Linked DNA regions of Homo sapiens: regions 1, 3, 4, 5 and 6 are each linked to region 2. Evidence: chromatin contacts called from ENCODE Hi-C or POLR2A ChIA-PET data. All regions are on one chromosome and are shown on one strand. Each heading gives the region's core, a stretch centred on a gene start or an enhancer-like site at or near the end of the contact. The rest is flanking DNA. Distances are from core to core; before and after follow the strand shown.

What was found. A loop is a pair of places that touch in the nucleus more often than their neighbours do. ChIA-PET counts read pairs that join two places held with the same protein, here RNA polymerase II (POLR2A). Pooled maps may share reads with other maps.
Region 1: a map of B cell shows a loop between it and region 2 (16-fold over the local background). The contact joins the promoter of FAM219A here to the promoter of ATOSB in region 2. A Hi-C loop is called at or near these places in 4 of 168 maps with a recorded cell type or tissue (B cell, chondrocyte, gastrocnemius medialis and 1 more), 2 of 37 single-sample maps with no recorded cell type and 15 of 50 pooled maps.
Region 3: a pooled map shows a loop between it and region 2 (2.6-fold over the local background). The contact joins the enhancer-like site here to the promoter of ATOSB in region 2. A Hi-C loop is called at or near these places in 5 of 168 maps with a recorded cell type or tissue (CD4-positive, alpha-beta memory T cell, ascending aorta, mammary epithelial cell and 1 more), 6 of 37 single-sample maps with no recorded cell type and 17 of 50 pooled maps. POLR2A ChIA-PET finds 5 or more read pairs at or near these places in 5 of 52 experiments (GM12878, MCF 10A, activated CD4-positive, alpha-beta T cell and 2 more).
Region 4: a map of B cell shows a loop between it and region 2 (9-fold over the local background). The contact joins the promoter of MYORG here to the promoter of ATOSB in region 2. A Hi-C loop is called at or near these places in 3 of 168 maps with a recorded cell type or tissue (B cell and naive thymus-derived CD4-positive, alpha-beta T cell), 4 of 37 single-sample maps with no recorded cell type and 13 of 50 pooled maps.
Region 5: a loop to region 2 is called in a map of B cell, with 7 times the contacts of the local background. The contact joins the promoter of RECK here to the promoter of ATOSB in region 2. A Hi-C loop is called at or near these places in 2 of 168 maps with a recorded cell type or tissue (B cell and ascending aorta) and 6 of 50 pooled maps. POLR2A ChIA-PET finds 5 or more read pairs at or near these places in 1 of 52 experiments (AG04450).
Region 6: a loop to region 2 is called in a map of B cell, with 7 times the contacts of the local background. The contact joins the promoter of MSMP here to the promoter of ATOSB in region 2. A Hi-C loop is called at or near these places in 3 of 168 maps with a recorded cell type or tissue (B cell, CD4-positive, alpha-beta memory T cell and naive thymus-derived CD4-positive, alpha-beta T cell), 1 of 37 single-sample maps with no recorded cell type and 11 of 50 pooled maps. POLR2A ChIA-PET finds 5 or more read pairs at or near these places in 1 of 52 experiments (common myeloid progenitor, CD34-positive).

The regions. Positions count from the first base shown.
Region 1 is chr9:34,457,146-34,459,845 of GRCh38, forward strand. It overlaps FAM219A (family with sequence similarity 219 member A), which reads right to left and starts at 1,425. Exons shown (of 6, transcript NM_001184940.2): 1 at 1,059-1,425. The coding sequence starts at 1,118. DNAI1 (dynein axonemal intermediate chain 1) reads left to right here and starts at 1,660. Exons shown (of 20, transcript NM_012144.4): 1 at 1,660-1,908. The coding sequence starts at 1,861. RefSeq lists enhancers at 1-91, 1,223-1,763, 1,326-1,620, 1,717-1,786 and a silencer at 1,097-1,346.
Region 2 is chr9:35,114,571-35,117,270 of GRCh38, forward strand. It overlaps ATOSB (atos homolog B), which reads right to left and starts at 1,292. Exons shown (of 9, transcript NM_025182.4): 1 at 1,235-1,292. RefSeq lists an enhancer at 1-103 and a silencer at 1,437-1,496.
Region 3 is chr9:35,633,395-35,636,142 of GRCh38, forward strand. It overlaps a transcript of CD72 not described here. Among named protein-coding and RNA genes, the nearest start is that of SIT1, 16 kb to the right of the region's middle. Within about 2 kb of position 1,342, at least 2 of the 41 ENCODE cell types and tissues checked have a DNase peak (open chromatin) inside an H3K27ac peak, as active enhancers do.
Region 4 is chr9:34,375,538-34,378,266 of GRCh38, forward strand. It overlaps MYORG (myogenesis regulating glycosidase), which reads right to left and starts at 1,361. Exons shown (of 2, transcript NM_020702.5): 1 at 1,256-1,361. RefSeq lists enhancers at 128-709, 710-1,290 and a silencer at 1,336-1,725.
Region 5 is chr9:36,035,564-36,038,263 of GRCh38, forward strand. It overlaps RECK (reversion inducing cysteine rich protein with kazal motifs), which reads left to right and starts at 1,350. Exons shown (of 21, transcript NM_021111.3): 1 at 1,350-1,535. The coding sequence starts at 1,436. RefSeq lists silencers at 1,270-1,469, 1,480-1,629.
Region 6 is chr9:35,752,953-35,755,652 of GRCh38, forward strand. MSMP (microseminoprotein, prostate associated) reads right to left here and starts at 1,324. Exons shown (of 3, transcript NM_001044264.3): 1 at 1,048-1,324; 2 at 708-816; 3 at 38-328. The coding sequence starts at 1,177. The coding sequence ends at 148. RGP1 (RGP1 partner of RAB6A GEF complex) reads left to right here. Exons shown (of 9, transcript NM_001080496.3): 9 at 1-2,700. RefSeq lists an enhancer at 1-1,137.

The DNA of each region.
Region 1 (2,700 bases), core at 175-2,674, 660 kb before region 2:
CCTTGCCTCCTTCCAATTCCAGCTCAGGCTCCAGGGGGATAAAGCGAACACAGCCTAGACATTCCCTCTCTTCCCCCCTCACTATACGAGCTGGCTAGGCCTCCACGTCTCCCACCCGGTTGCCTGACAGACAAGCGAGGTCAGGGAGCCCCCTGGGCGGTGGCCAGCAAGCATGGTCTCCCTTAGGCCTAGCCTCGGTGCACCCGAGTTGCCCTCCCCCTTCCATTCCCTCCGCGCCAGCAGCGATGACATCATTCCTCCCTGACTCCGGGACCGCGGACAGGCGGCAGGATCCGCGCCCAGCAAGGACTTCAGGCACGTAGGCCTAAGATGATGGGGGCTCTTCCCAACCAGTGCGCACAGGCAGCTCCAGCGCGACCCCACTTCCTCTCCCGTCGGTTCCCGAGCACTCTCATCTGCACCCCGATTCCCCATCTGGTCGCCGCGCACTCTCCTTCCCGGTTTAGATGCCCCCAGCCTGGTCTGCCTGCGCTCCCCACCGGAGAACGGAATTCCCAGGTTCTGCACCAACCACCTTCCCCCACTGGGTCCCTCGCCCCGGCCCAGCGTTCCTGTCCGTATATCCAGCGGACAGGCGGGCAAGCCCCTCCTCTTCTAAAAGCTGATTCCCAATCTCTCTTAGCCTGACGGCTCCCCCGCCCTAAGCATCACAGGCCTCTAGGACTAAACGCCTCCCCACCTCCCATCCCAGACCCCTGGGCCTGCCGCCGGCGGTGCCCCATGGCAGTTCCCTCGCCAGTCCCTGCTATGGGCCTCCACTAGCGGTGTGCACCTTTGTGCCCCCTCCGTTCCATCCGACGGTGCCCTGCTTCCACCGACGGTGCCCTCCGCCCTTACAGGTCCCTTTGCTCTCATCCAGCATATTCTCCCACGGTTTTCTTGTCCTGCAAGTCCCCGTCCCCCGGCAATACGTTTTCAGGGATCTCTTTGCCCCATCCGATGGCGCCCCTCCGCACGATCCCCCCGGCCTGATTCCCTCCCTCCCCCTCAAGCGACGCCCCCTCCGGCCTTGGCCTGCCCGCCGCCCGCCCCCTCACCAGCGGCTGCATCTCCGAGTGCGCGGTGGGCACCTGGAACCGGTCGATCTCCTCCATCATGGTGCCGGCGGGCGAGCGGGCCAGGGGCCGGGCGCGGCCGCGGACGCCGACAGGACCGCGCGGGGCGGCGGCCCCAGGAGCCCGGCGGGTGGTGCAGACTAGGCCTCCCCGGACCACTCGGGCGGGCAGGGGCCGGGCGGATGCAGGGGTGGGCGGGGGCGAGAGGTTCGCAGACTGGCTGAGGCCGGCGTGACTCCGTGGGCTTGCCTAGCACTACCGCGGCTGTGGCCGGGCCGAGCCGCAGGTCTTGCCTCGCCTCCTACTCCGCTGCCGCCTCCTGTCAGCAGCTCAGCCACTGCGGTGACTCGGCAACTCCACTTCCGGGTCCGGGACACCGCCCGGATCTTGCATTATTCATGAGGAGGCGGTGCCTGGGGACCCCAGCCCCACCCACATGCGGGAGTTCCGAATGCGCGCGGCCGCCCAGCTGTGATTCCTGAGGGGGCGGGGCTTAGTGGAGACTCGCTCGCCGCGCGCCCAACCCCGCCTCCTTTCCGGGCCGGCTGGGCGCGCCGAAGCGCCTGCGCCTTGGCTGCTGGTCGGTTGCTGGGTAACCGCGTCAGGGAGTTGGATTCTATCCTGCAAGGGCACGGGGACCCACAACGACGGCTGTCCCTAAAGAACCGTTGCGACTGGTAACTGAAGTGGAAGAGAGTCCAGATTTCTTGTGTGTGGTCAAGGAGACGGACAAACTTTTTGTCTTCAGACGAGGGAGCGTTTTGTAGGCTCTCCAGGGGTTGAGATGATTCCTGCTTCTGCGAAGGCTCCCCATAAACAGCCTCATAAGCAGGTAACGTACGCACACCTTCCTTCTGATGACCTCTGACCTTCGTCGTCGCCAGTGACCACTAATCATACCTCTCCTACTGATCCTTGATCTTTTCTCTGTTGACCCCAGCCTTCTCACCCCCGTGACCTCTGGTAAGTGCTCCCACTGACCTCTGACTCTGTCCTACTCTTTCCCACTAATCCCGGCCTCCTCTCCCATACTACCCCAATCCACCGTTTCTTACCTCTCTCCTTTTATCCACCATTCCCATCTCTTCACTTCACTTTACCCCATGGACTCATTCTGACCAGTCTATTCTCCTTAACTTCCCCATCCCCATTCCCACGAGTCCCTTCCTCCTTGTTCTCACATTCTTGTCCCAAAGGAATTTTTCTTTTTCTTTTTCTTTCTTTCTTTCTTTTTTTTTTTTTGAGACAGAGGCTCGCCCTGTAGCCCAGGCTAGAATGCAGTGGCGCCATCTCAGCTCTCTGTAACCTCTGCCTCCTGGGTGCAAGCGATTCTCCCACTTCAGCCTGACGAATAGCTGGAACCAAAGGCATAGGCCACCACGCCCGGCTAAATTTTGTGTTTTTGGTAGAGACGGGGTTTCCCCATGTTGCCCAGGCCCGTCTCTAACTCCTGAGCTCAAGCGATCCTCCTACCTTGACCTTCCGAAGTGCTGGGATTACAGGCGTGAGCCACGGCGCCCAGCCTCAAAGGCATTCTTTATCCAACCCTTTGCTGTGTGCCTAGCTCCAGGCTAGGTGGGAACACAGCTCTTGCTGTTTGGGAGCCCACAGAGGGTGTGCAAGA
Region 2 (2,700 bases), core at 42-2,541:
GAGCCCTCAAGAGAACTAGGTCCTAGCCTGTTCTGATAGTGCTTCCAAGCCTGGAGTGTGGGGAGCCACTCCCTCTTCCTCCCCTAGCTGTGGCTGGAACCTCACAACCCTTACTGGGTTCAGCTTACAGTCGTGGCCCACCTCTCAAAACAGACAGAAGACCCTCAATACTCCTCACCACTTCCCCCCTCCCACAGAAGCCCTAGCGTTCCCTACCCAGAAGGATAAGGGTGGGGAAAATCTGTTTGTGGCAAGTGGTTAAATGTGGCTACCAGTCACTTGGGGATCTATGCGAGAGACCTGGGTGGTAGTGGTGGGGGTGGGGTCTGAGCCCTGCCGCTGGTTACCAGGGTCTCTGGTCATTGATAACAAAGTACCGGGCAGGGCACAGCTCCTAGATGGGCAAGGGCCAGGCCAGGCCCTGGGGCAAGGAAGGAAGTGGGAAATGAGCACACCCAGAGCATAAGGGCAGGGCGGGGGAGGGGGGAGACAGAGACCAAGGCCGGCTCTGGGAGGAACAGGAACTAGGATGGGGGGTTGACAGGAACCCAGCGGGGGAAGGGTCCCCCGGGACCTCAGCTTAGGGAAGAAACCCCAGTCTCAGCTGGACAGATCCAAAATAGACTGAGGAGACATTCACACAAGCCCTAGTGACAAGCAGGGTCTGACTCCTCTCTGAGTGCCCAGGCCAGAAGGCGGAGTTAAAAGCTGAGCAGACAGGAGTGCAATAGATTGGCCTCTTCACCCCACTAACCCCAACACCCTTGCTCTTAGAACCCAGAACACAAGTGTCTTCCTGTAGTTACTACAATGCCCTAAACTGTTACTTTGTCAAAGTACTGGGGGTTCTGTTCTCCTGCCTCAAGTTGGGCCTACAACCCCTTCCCCTAGATAGTGCCCGCAGACCCTCCGACACCGCTACACTCCTTCTCCATTAAACAGCCCCCCTTCCTTCAAAGCACCTCCATGTCCCCTGCCCCTCATGTACCTCCTCCAACCCCCCACATCAGACAGAGACAGCCCCCTCACAATGTACCTCGCAACCCCCCCACAACAAAGCGCTCCCGCCCTTCCCCCATAGAGGCCTCTGGAGAATGCACCTTGTTGCCCACACATTGAGTCCCCAACTGCTCCCGCGACTTCGTATCTTCCCTCAACACACAGCAGTCTCCAGATCGTCTGCAAAGCGCACCCCCATCCGCGTCCCTTCTTCCACGCTCACCCTGCCCCACACCTGTAGTTCCGTGGGTCCCGTTGCACTTGGGGACGTGGTAGTGGTTGGGGCAGTTACTGAGCAGCCCTAGCTGTAGCCTCCGCCTGCAAACCTCGCCCCTTCAGTCTGAGCCCCGCCCCCGCAACGCCCGGGCCCACCCTCTCCCTTGTCCCACCTTCCACCTTCTGTGGACTTGTCCCTTTCCTCGTTTAATTTCTCGAGCTCCTCCCCTGTAGCCCGGGCCCCGCCCCCTTCTGACCTCGCACCTCCTTCGCGTTTTCTTTGCATTTCCCCAGGATCCTCAGCTTTTCCCAGGCCCCACCCCCGATCCCCGCCTCCTCTCGGTCTCTCCGCCTTTCACCAGGACCCGCCCCCTCGGATTCCAGCCTGGCAGAAGTCGCGCCAAGACCCTTCCACCACGATCCCCCTCCCATCTCAGAGCCCCTCCTCCTTCCGCCCCTTCTCCCTCACGCCTCACCCGGGCGGTCGCACTCCAACCAGGATCCGCTGGCTCTGATTGGCGGTGGCGGCCCCAAAGGAGGAAGGAGGAGACAAAGTGATGGTCGCAGGTCGCCTGAGGTCCCACCCCGGCCACGTGCGGCTTCTGTGATGACAAGTCTAGAGGGGCGGGGCCTCGGCCGGCAGGCTGCTAGCCTGAGCGGAGCGGATCAGGGCAGAGGTGGGGAGATGGAGCCAGGGCCAAAGCCACCAGCCTGAGGGCTCTGAGCCGGGTTGGGGCTATCTCGCTGCTTTCGCACCGGTGTGAGCTGCCGCCGGAACTCTAACCTCTTTGTAGGGATGTCTGGGTGGGCGCGTGCATTTGCACTAATAGGGGAGGTCCGTAGGGATTGCAAGGTAGTGCAAGGAATCTCAGGGGTCTGTGAAAATGAGGGAATCTGGGCGGTGGGGTTCAGGTCTGCGAGGTTGAGCAGTTTCTGAAGCCTACGCTGTGCAGGCGGGTGTGGGTTCTGGGATGGGATGGACAGTAGGAGTCAGATCAGTACCTACTGAGGCAGGTCAGCGAGATCTGTGAATTTTACGAGATGAGTGTTGATATGGAGTTAGGAGGGCCTGCAATTGCTGGAGAAAAGTGAGGCCTTTCCCTTGTACAGGTGTCTAATGAACTGCATGACAGTTACATATGTTCTGCAGTTTAAGCGGCGCCCTCTCCAACCTCTCCCCAGGAGATACAATAAGGGAGGGCGACGCTTCCCAGACACCGGTAGATGGCAGCACAGGACACTTGCAGAACTGAGACAGCCCAGCTCAGCGCCGATCTGTGGCCTCTCCGAGGAGCGGACCGTTTGGGTCTGGATTTGATCAAGTTCTACAAAAGTCACATTCTTTTTTATTTTTTTTTGAGACGGCGTCTCGCTCTTTCGCCCAAACTGGAGTGCAGTGGTGCGATCTCGGCTCACTGCAACCTCCGCCTACTGGGTTCAAGCAATTCTCCTGCCTCAGCCTTCAGAGTAGCTGGGATTACAAGC
Region 3 (2,748 bases), core at 92-2,591, 520 kb after region 2:
CTTGCTATCTTTTTGACAGTATAATATATGATACAGGGTAATTGAGAGAGTTTCTCATGTTACGCTGTTTTCTCATTTCACATTTTTATTTTGTGAACATAGTATTTTCATTCTTTTTTTAAAAACCAGTTTTATTGCATTGTAATTTATATACAACAAATTGATCCATTTTAAGTGTACAATCCTATGAGTTTTGACAAGTGTATTCAGTTGTGTAATTACCACCACAATTAAGATACAAAACCTTCCTATCTCTCCCAAAATCCTCCTATCCCTTTGCAGGAAGTCTTCTCCCACCTCCCCCAGCCCGTAACTTAAATTTCTCTTGTTTGATATCAGTACAGATGTTCCTTGACTTAGGATGGGACTACGTTCCGAAAAACCCATCATAAGTAGAAAGTAATGTTAGTCGAAAATGCATTTAATACCCTGATAAACCCATCGTAAAGTCAAAGAATCCTAAGTTAAACCATTGTTAAGTCGGGGATTGTCTGTATATAGCCTCTGGTTTTTAAAATAATATTTAATATTTGCCTGGTATCTCTTTCCATGTCTTTATTTTAAAACTTTATCACTTTAAGTGTGTTTCTCTTAAGTAATGTGTGCCTAAATTTGATTTATAACAAAATCTGACAGTCTTTTAATGGTAGATTTCAGTCCGCTTTTATTTACTGTAATGAGTGATGTATTTGATTTTCTTATTTCCATCTTACTTGTTTTAAAGTTTTTTTATATTGTTGTTAACTCTTCTTTTTTTTAATCTTTGCTAGATTAAATAAATTACTACTCATTCAATTTTTCTCCTCATTAATTTGGAGTTTGTCATTCTATTAATAGTTACCATCCCTGTCCCTGCTCTCAGATAGATACACATGACTTTTCTAGTGTATGAAAACAACAGCTACTATTTCCAGAATACTTTAATTACCTTCTATTTCCTCCCCATCCCAATAAAATGTAATCTTTTTTATTTTTGAGACAGAGTCTCACTCTTGTTCCCCAGGCTGGAGTACAGTGGCACGATCTTGGCTCACTGCAACTTCCACCTCCTGGGTTCAAGCGATTCTCCTGCCTCAGCCTCCCAAGTAGCTGGGATTACAGGAGCCCGCCACCAGGCCCAGCTAATTTTTGTATTTTTAGTAGAGACAGGGTTTCGCCATGTTGGCCAGGCTGGTTTTGAACTCCTGACCTCAGGTGATCCGCCCACCTCGGCCTCCGAAAGTGCTGGGATTACAGGCGTGAGCCACCGCGGCTGGCCAAAATGTGACCTTTAGATTACTTTCACTTCCCTTCCTTTCTCCCATTTTTCCTCCCCACCTCTCCCTGCCTTAGACTTCTGGAACACTTTTACCTTCCCCTTATCCCCACCGCCTGACTCCACAGTTTTAATGAGATAATTTAGTCCTTATTAGAATTTCCCTTATAGTGTGTTCCATCTGTTTCAAGAGTCCTTATTTAGCATATATGTTACACCTCATAAACAGACATGGTTCGTTGCTCCCCACTGGTTTCTTGCTTCTTCTCTTCCCCTGTCTTGAAGTCTGTGTTAGGATTCATTTGTTGTTTATTAGAGTCTCTTCTCAAAAGTATTTCTCAGATGAGGTACTCAGTGATTTTTGCAAATCTTTTTTTCTTCCTTGGCTGGGTATAGGTTGCAGGCCTTTTCTTTCATTAGCCCACATTCCATCTGGGGGTCTTTTAACTTTCAGGGTTGCAGATGAGAAAAAATAACTTGCTTTCTGCCTTAAAGTATGTAAGATTTCCTATATTCTTAGAGTTTTGGAATTTTTGCCTATATGTAGCTGAGTGTGTGTCTTTTCGTTTCAATTGGAGCTGGAATCATTCTTTCTTCAGCTTAGAGAAATTTCATCTATTATTTAATTATGATCTCTCCTCTCTTGTTCCTTTTTCTCCTGGAACCCACAGCATTTGCAGGTTAAGTCTACTCTATCTGTTCCAGGCTTCTACCTTCTACCACATATTTGCAATTCTATATTTTTGTGCTAGATTTTGAGACTTTTTTTCTATTTAATTTTCTAGACCTATTTTGGGGTTTCAGCAATGACTGTCCTCTCCTTTGATTTATCAATGGAAATTTTTAGTTCTGAGATCACATTTTCTAGTTCAAGGAAATCTTTTGTGTTTGAGCTTCACACATATCTCTTCCAGGCTCTCATTTTTTCTGTCAGGGATTCAGCTGTCTCTGCCAGCAGGTTCCTCTGCCCTCTGGTTTTTCTGCATTCTCCCAGCCTCAAGGGCTGAGAAATTAAATCCACCATTAGTTTTGCTGGTAGTTAAGACCCAGAAGAGTCATGATTGTCCTTGGGAAGCAGGCTGTCTCTGAGACTTGCTTTCTTCCTGAAAGTCCTTGCTTTTGGCTCTGAGGCTGTTTTCCAGAACTTGTCTATAAGGAATTCTCTCTGCTTGGAGCCCAGAGGAGCCCACTTAAAGTTTGTCACCTATAGCTGGAGTTGTCAGAGGGGGTGTGGAATGGAGAACCTCACTAGAGTTTCCTAGAATTCTCTTGCTCTAAGAGGTCTAAGTATCACTATTAACAAATAAAAAGTCACCAAAACACTTAAAGCCAGGAAGTGTTGAAAGTAGTTACCTCTGGGAACTATGACTGGGAGTAGGAATTGGAATTGGGGGAGAGAGGTTTTTACTTTTATTTTTTCCCCTATGCTAGGATTTCTCACCCTCAGCACTATAAATTTTGGGTGAGAAATTCCTTATTGTGAGTAGCTGACC
Region 4 (2,729 bases), core at 111-2,610, 740 kb before region 2:
TCAGATCACACCTGTGAGTTTATATTCATTCATTCAAGATAACCAAAGCCCTATTCTGGGCACCAAGGAAATAAGGAGAGAGAGGGTCAGTATCTGAAGAGGAGAGAGACTTCCTCATCCTCAAAACTTTCATATGAAGTCAGCCTATCTCATGAGCCCTGGAGGCAGGAAGAGGCCACCAAGGTGGATTCAAAAGCCCTTTCCGACAGTTATGTTTTGAGAATCTTAATTTTCTGGGATCTGAAGTTCTTTGATGAAAGACAGAAGCCCACAGGCCTGGGCACCCACCCACCCCAGGCACCATGATAGTGTCCCAAATGTCACCACAGCATCCAGTTCTATCAACAATGTGGAACAGCAGACATAGCTGCAGTGTCCATTTTACAGGTGAGGAAACGTGGCCCAAACAGAAAAAGGAACTTGTCTGAAGTTAGCCAGGTATCAAGGCTGCCTGGATCTAAAATCCCAGCCCAGCTCTCCACAGTGTAAGTTTTAGGAGATGGGAGATAATGATCTGACCTGGCTGCCTGAATGCAGTAGCAGAAAGGAGCCCTGGGGCTGAGCTGGTGGGACCAGCTTCCATCAGATGGACATGGCATGGTGAGGCCTGTCTTTCCAAGGGCTGGTGCTGCTGCTTGCTCCACGCGGACCACGAAGACCACGAGGGCAGCAAAGAGGGCAATTTTAATGGCATCTGGTACCGGGGCTTTGGGGGAGGAAGTCTGTGGTTCCGGTGTTAACAGTGGTGCCAGAGACCTCTGTAATCTGCCGCCTCCGCCAGGTGGAGTCTGGGCTCTGCCCCTGCTGAGCCTCTCCCCACCGGACACTCAACCTCAGCCTTGGCTGCCACAGCTAGTCTGGTCTGAGGGGGAGGGCCCCGCCCGACTCAACTGAGGGGAGGCCATTCCAAGTAGAATCGTTAGTTGGACACAGTTCCCGGGGGGATGGAAATGTCAAAGGCAACTCGATCCGGCCCATCTCCCTCTCCTGCCAGGCGACGGTATCCGCGGGGATCGAGTGACTGCCTACATAGCCTGGAATACTCCACAGCCGCCCTCCCTACCCCGCCCTGAAGGCTATACTGTCCGAAGGGGCCGACCGAGGTCAAGGGACCTGTCGCCCCGCGGGAATCGCGGCCGTGGGATGGGCCCAGGTGTTCAGGCTCGCTCCACCCATTCATCGGTGGGAGCGAAAGTTCAGGAATCGTGCTCCTTCAGCAGCCCCCCGCCCCCCACAGCCCTCCCGCTGGGCTCACCCATTGCAGTTACAGCCCGGCAGAAGCGGGGGTGAAAGAGCTTCCCGCCGATCCCCTGCGCTTGAACCAGAGTGAAGCTGCCGCCGCGCCGCGCGGGGCTCTGTCTGGCAGGGCACAGCCCCTCCTCGGGTCCCGCCCTGGGGTTCCTCGGCCACGCCCCAGTCATCCAGTCTCGTCTCGGGCCTCAGAGTCCAGCCCTGCCCTTGACGTTCGACCCCTCCTCCCAGGTTATCAGGCGGATCTGTGGCCCCGCCCCTCAGCCCCACCTTCCTCCCACCGCTCTGTGCTCTGCCCCTGGCATTTCAGGCTTGCTCAGTCCTGCGCCCCGCGGCTCCGACTCCCGCCGGCGGGCCCGCCCCTCCTGGGCCACTGCTAACCCGCAAGCGGGCGGGGCTCGGCCCCAGGCCTGCTGGGACATGTAGTTCTGCAGAAAGGAGCAGCTGCGGAAGGTTGGGGTTCTTGCACCTCTAGGCTAGGTTTGGAATGAGGATGAGAGGGAGAGAGCTGCAGGGTAAAGGAGCAGAGCTGGCCATTGGAATTCCTTCCTTCCCGGTTTGGACAGGTGGAGGCCATATCGGTATAACGCTCTCACAAGCCCTCAGCTTTCCATACGGAAAAGTGGTGGCGGAATTCCGCGAGTATCTCAGCTCCCAATGCAGGTGCTTCCAATCGAGGGCCCCACGGAGGGAGCTGTAGTTCCAACCCGCCGCGAGTCCAAGCTGTCGGTTCCCACCGGACCAAACCAGCGGTGTCCGAGGTCAGGGACTGAGAAGACCGGTTTCTGCTCGGTGTTTTGCAACGTCACCCGCCTCCCAGACCGCTACCCCCAGACTAGTTATTTATAGGGTCCAGCCCCTCCTCCTAAGTTACAGCCTTTAGTTAGAAATGCCCAAGCTGCGGGAAAGTGGGTGTGCCCCGCCATGCCCCTCTCCCCGGGGGCTGGGCAAGACTCTGAGGTTTCATTTCTTTTTTATTTTATTTTATTTTTATATTTATTTATTTTTGAGTTTCGTTCTTGTTGCCCAGGCTGGAGTACAATGGCACGATCTCAGCTCACTGCAAACTCCGCCTCCCGGGTTCAAGCAATTCTCCTGCCTCAGCCTCCCAAGTAGCTGGGATTACAGGCACGCACCACCGCGCCTGGCTAATTTTGTATTTTTAGTAGAGACAGAGTTTCACCATGTTGGTCAGGCTGGTCTCAAACTCCTGACCTCAGGTGATCTACCTGCCTCGGCCTCCCAAAGTGCTGGGATTACAAGTGTGGGCCACCGCGTCCGGTCTTTATTTTTTTGAGAGAGGGTCTCGCTCTGTCGCCCAGGCTGGAGTGCAGTGGCGTTAACATAGCTCACTGCAGCCTCAATGTCCTTGGTTCAAGCTATCCCCTCCCGCCTCAGGCTCCTGAGTAACTTGGACCACATGTGTGTGCCACCATACCCTGCTAATTTTTAAATTTTTTTGTAGAGAAGGGGTCTCT
Region 5 (2,700 bases), core at 100-2,599, 920 kb after region 2:
GATATTTTAACTTATTCATGTTTTCCTTTTGTAAACTCGAAAGAGAGGATAAATGTAAGAGCCCAAAAACATAAAAACCAACTTTAATATATGGATTTTGTTTAGAACTTGAAAAATTGTAAAAAGAAATCATGAGACAATAAGAAAAATGTAAATAATGACTGGATATTTAATAATATTAAGGAATTTTAAAAATGTTTTAAGTAATTTAGCCCCAGGTGTCTTCATGAGAATTTAAAACGGTGGTCATGCTTTTTCAAAAAAGGAGGAAAAAGGGTTTAATTCAGGAACACACAGAGAAAAAAAGAGACAATGAATTAGCTTTGCTAGCCAGTGGCTTAAACATTCTCCACGTAGCTGCTGGGCTGATGGGTGGGGTGGGACCCACTTCCAACTTGTCTCTTGGACAAAGTCTATACTTCTCAGCCGGATATTCAAGGCTTTCCACATCTAGGTATACAAGCGTTCTCCTATCCTCTTTTCCTATCAGGAATAGGTGCTTAATAGTAACATCAAGGCCAGGCACAGTGGCTCACGCCTGCAATCCCCGTACTTTGGGAGGAGGAGGCTGGGGGATTGCTTGAGGCGAGGAGTTCGAGACCAGCTTGAGAAATATGGTGAAACCCCTTCTCTGCAAAAAAAATATAAAAATTAGCCAGGCGTGGTCACCTGCGCCCGTGGTCCCAGCTATTCAGGAGGCTGAGGTGGGAGGATCGCTTGAGCCCGGGAGGCGGAGGTTGCAGTGAGCCGAGATCGCGCCACTGCACCCCAGCTTGGGCGACAGAGCGACTCTTGCCTAAATAAATAAATAAATAATTTTTAAAGTACAACAAAGACACATTGAGGCTATAGTGCCAAAGAGCTCTAGTGATGAACCCTTGTCAGGGGGCCGTGTCTGCGGGAGGCCGAAGGATCCCGGGTGACATGCTTTCTTTGGGTGCGAGGCAGCGTCTCGGCAGAAAGAATATTGCGAGTATTACTGAGGGTACATGAAGGAGAGAAGCCCCTTTGGTTCGGCCTTGGACTAAGCCCTTGTTCTCAGGTGAACTTGCAGTGTGATCTTGAGTAAGGTCAGTCTCCTCTCTCACCTCAGTGGCCCGAAACCTCAGGAGGTGGCAGAGGTTTTCTAATGACTCTCCCAGCTCTGACATCCTCTGACTTCACTCTGGGAGAACGTGGGCTGGTGGACTCCTGGCAGAAGCCGACACACAGTTGGGCCATAACAAAGAGCCCTGGTACGGGGCACGTTCCCGCCCCCGGGAGGTTTTGGAAACACTGTGAGGCAGGGGGCGGGGCTTGAGCGGGCCGCAGCCAGTCACCAAAGGGCCGGGCGCTGGGGGCGGGGCCTCGCGCGAGCGGCGGCGGTAGCGGCGGCAGCGGCTGCGGCCAAGCTGGGTCCGAGCATCCCGCGGCTCTGGAGCCGCCCGGCCCGGACATGGCGACCGTCCGGGCCTCTCTGCGAGGTGCGCTGCTCCTTCTGCTGGCCGTGGCGGGGGTCGCGGAGGTGGCAGGGGGCCTGGCTCCGGGCAGTGCGGGTGAGTAACCTCCAGAGCAACGGTTCGAAGCTGTCGGGAGCGGCCGCCACAGCGCTCCAAGATGGCGCGGGGCAGGGGGCGGGGGTGCGCGCGACCCCCAGACCCTGCCCACGTCCGGCGACCCCGGGACCCCAGGTCTCAGCGCTCCAGAGGCTGGTGCCGAGGCGGGGCGAGTGAGGAACTCTCTCCGCCCCAAGATCTTCTGGGCGGTGACTCGGGTTTGAGGCCTTGGTCTGTCACCCACCGACACGGGCCCCCTCTTCGGCACTGACCCCTTCGCTTGCCTCTGCTGCTTGTCAGAAAAGGGTGCGATGCCCCCGCCCAGGATCGTCGCGAGGTTTAGATGGGATTTCGGATACGCAGCCGCCCTACCGCGGCCCTAGTTAGTTATTGTTACTTGTTACTTGACCCGCACTTGGTTCATAACGACCTTGGTGGCGGTGAGCACTGACGGTCCCCACAGCCCGCGTGGTGGGTCCTGGACTCGGGCAGGAGACATTAAAAATCAGTAAACCCTGTCCCCCGGGGGCTGGCAGGCTTGAGGAGAGAAATTCTTGCTCTACAAGAACTAAACCAAGGATGGATAGGAAACTGTTAAGTGCTTATTGATTGCTTCCCGCTTGCTGGCCTTTTGAGTGCACGCCGACTCCTTCCGTCCAAAAGCTCTCTCGGTAGGAGATGGGGTACAGCAGGAGATTGAAGTAACTCGAATTCAAGGCAGAAATGTCCAGAGGAAATGAAGGGCCATGTATGAGTGCACAGAGGGAGAGAGGACATCGACCTAGGATGAGTGGAAAGTGGAGTGATTCCCCCTAGCTGTACTAGACATTGAAAGATGGCTAGGACGTGTGCATGCAAAAGTGGTGAAGTGCATTGCTTACAGGGAGACAGGCAGAGACACCTTAAAAAAAAAAAAAAAAAAAGCAAAGTCAGCCGGGTGCGGTAGGCTCTCCCCTGTAATCCCAGCACTTTGGGAGGTGGAGGCGGGCGGATCCCTTGAGCCCAGGAGTTCGAGGCCATCCTGCTTAACATAGTGAAACCCCGTTTCTACTAAAAATACAAAAATTAGCCGGGCATGGTGGTGTATGCCTGTTGTTCCAGCTACCCGCGAGGCTGAGATACGAGGATTGCTCGAGCCCCGGGAAGTTGAGGCTGCAGTGATATG
Region 6 (2,700 bases), core at 74-2,573, 640 kb after region 2:
ACCTGGGGTCCAATGTCGTGGACAGTGAGAGTCGGGCTTTCAGCTATAGCATTAATTTATTTGTTCAGAATACATTGGCAGCTGCTAGTGGTTTCCCTGGAAGTGGCAGCAGCAGTGAGCAGTCAGCAGATGGATGATCAGTTGAGTTTAGCTGGAGTGGGGAGCAGGAGCCCCAGGAACAGGGGTGTTGGCTGAGCCCCATTCTGGGTCAGGCCCTCCCCCTTTGCAGGGCAGCCGAGGGTCAGATTTTTGCACCAAGGAGAACTGGCAGGTTCCTGCCTCCTGACGTACCTCACACCCAGCCGGGAAGTCGATGGGATGCTGGGACCTGGGGAACCAAGGATAGGGGAAGGAGTCAGCACAGTGAAAGGCTGCCTTTATCCCTGCCCACATGTTCCCTCTCTCACAGTTTTCCCCCCACAGAGCCCCTTTCAGTGGCCCCTTGGTCCTCCTAACTAAGCTGTCACCTACCATATGTGGGCCTTTTTGTTTTATAACAGGAGTATTTTCTCTCCAGGTCCACCCCAACCTCCCCTGATTTATAGCCTGAAGCCTTATCTTTCACACTAGTGTTGGTCCCTTCAGGTTTGGCCCATCTTGTATTGCTCTTCTGTTCATTCTTACATCACAGCAATCTAGTCACTCCCTGGTCATCCCTCAGTCACTCATATCAGAGTCATTCTCTCTGGCCATCTTTGGTCACTCACGTGTCACAGCAGCCCACGCCAACAGGATGCAGACAGGTGCAATGGAAACAGTCCTTGCGGAGCCAAGACTCACCCAGGGTAAAATATTTCCCCTCATAGTGACAGGGGGCTAGGGAAGAACGGGAAATGTTAGTAGGTGTAGGAGTGCTGATGAGAGGCAGAGGCTCTTCTGGTCTGGGGTGGAGACAGTAAGTACGCACTATCCCCGTATTTAGTTTGTCTTTCCTGTTTCACAGCTGGAGGAAGCCTGGGTATTTTGACACGGGATCATCTGTAAGGCCCCATCCTCCCTGTGCCCTCTCTGCTGCTCCTCCATTCCTAACGCTTCACCCCACTTTACCTTGAGCTTGGAAGTAGCACTTGCTGTAGACTCCTGGGTGCTGGAGGAGTAGAGACATCACCAAGCAGATGATCCCCCAGCCTCCTAGGATCCCCTTGGCCTGTCCAGCCCAGAGCATCCTTAGGGCCATTGCTGCTGCACAGCCCTCTCAGACCCTTCTTGGCCTCTGCTCAGCTACTCTGGTCTTGACTCCTTGACTTTGCTTTGCGTTGCTCCTTGAGTCTTAGTTTCTGTCTTTCTCCCCTGGGCTCCTGTCTCACACTATCTCCCTGCCCTCTGCTCTCACAGGCTGGGGATGTTTATAAAGTGAGGACCCTGGCCCCCTGCTGAGTAGAGCTGGAAAAGTTGTAACTCTGTTTCCTGAGGTGAGGGCATGAAAACAAGAGGTCTAGCTTTAACAAGCTGTGAGAGCTGATTCATGCCCCGGCACAGCTAGAGGGAGGGAGGTGGCCATGGAGGGGGCACTGGACTGGGCACTTCCCCAGCAAGGAGGCAGGAGGGGCGAGGGCCCCCAGGTGGTCCCCAGATCTCTTCCCTGACCTGGAGAGAAGGAAGCATTCCACCTTCCCCCTTTCTCCCCCACTGCCACCACCAGGGGTGTGTATGCTGGGATCCCTGCCTGGACCGGAGGGAGGCATTTCCTGGGGATGGTTAATCCTGTGCCCCAGCCAAACCCAGGAGCTGCAATAGGGTGCGACGGCCAGAAGCTCCAGGAGAGTGAGCAGGCACCTGGAGTGGAGACTGTGTTTCCCTCAGATCCTAGGGCAGGGTTTCCCTAATGTATCCAAGAAATAGGGCTGCCCCTCAGAGATGGTGGGGAGGGTCTCTTTTCCTCAGGCATTCCAGAGGTGAACTGTCCATTGCTTATCACCTTCAAACATACAGCAGATGTGGGATCACCCCACATCTGGGGATGGTTCTTTCCCCTTTCAAAGAGGAGCATCTCTAAGTGCCCTGATGGGATGAATCACTCCAGGTTCACAGAGGTGTCCTCTCTTTCCTCCCATATATAATGGAGTGAGGTTTTTAGGAATTTATCATTTGGCATCCTCTGAGTTTCCCACAGGTTCTGGAGGAGCCCAGGATGGATTATTGAGAGCATGGGCTGTAGAGACAGTCTTCTTGGATTCAGATCCTGACTCCACTTAGCTATGTAACCTGGTCAGATTACTTCACCTCTCTGAGCCTGTTTCCTCATCTATAAATTGGGGATAGTAATGCCAACTCATTGGGCTGTTATGAGGATTACTGAGATAATGCGTGCAGTGCTCTTATCACCATCTCTGGTGCGTAAGCGTCAGGAAATAGCAGTTGCTGTGATTGGGGCTAAAGCTCTGAGGCAAAATGGGCGACATTATTTTCTTTGAATGACATTAAGCAGTTTGTGCATAGCTGAGGGCTTCTATTGGGGATGGCTGTCTCCTGGCATAGACCTCTGCACCTTTCACACTCATACTCCTTGTCAGCAGTCCCCAACCTTTTTGGTACCAGGGACCGGTTTTGTGGAAAACAATTTTTCCACCAGTGGATGGAGGGGGATAGCAGCGGGGAGATGATTTTGGGATGAAACTGTTTCATCTCAGATCATCAGGCATTAGATTCTCATAAGGAGTGTGCAATCTAGATCCCTTGCATGCGGAGTTCACAGTGGGG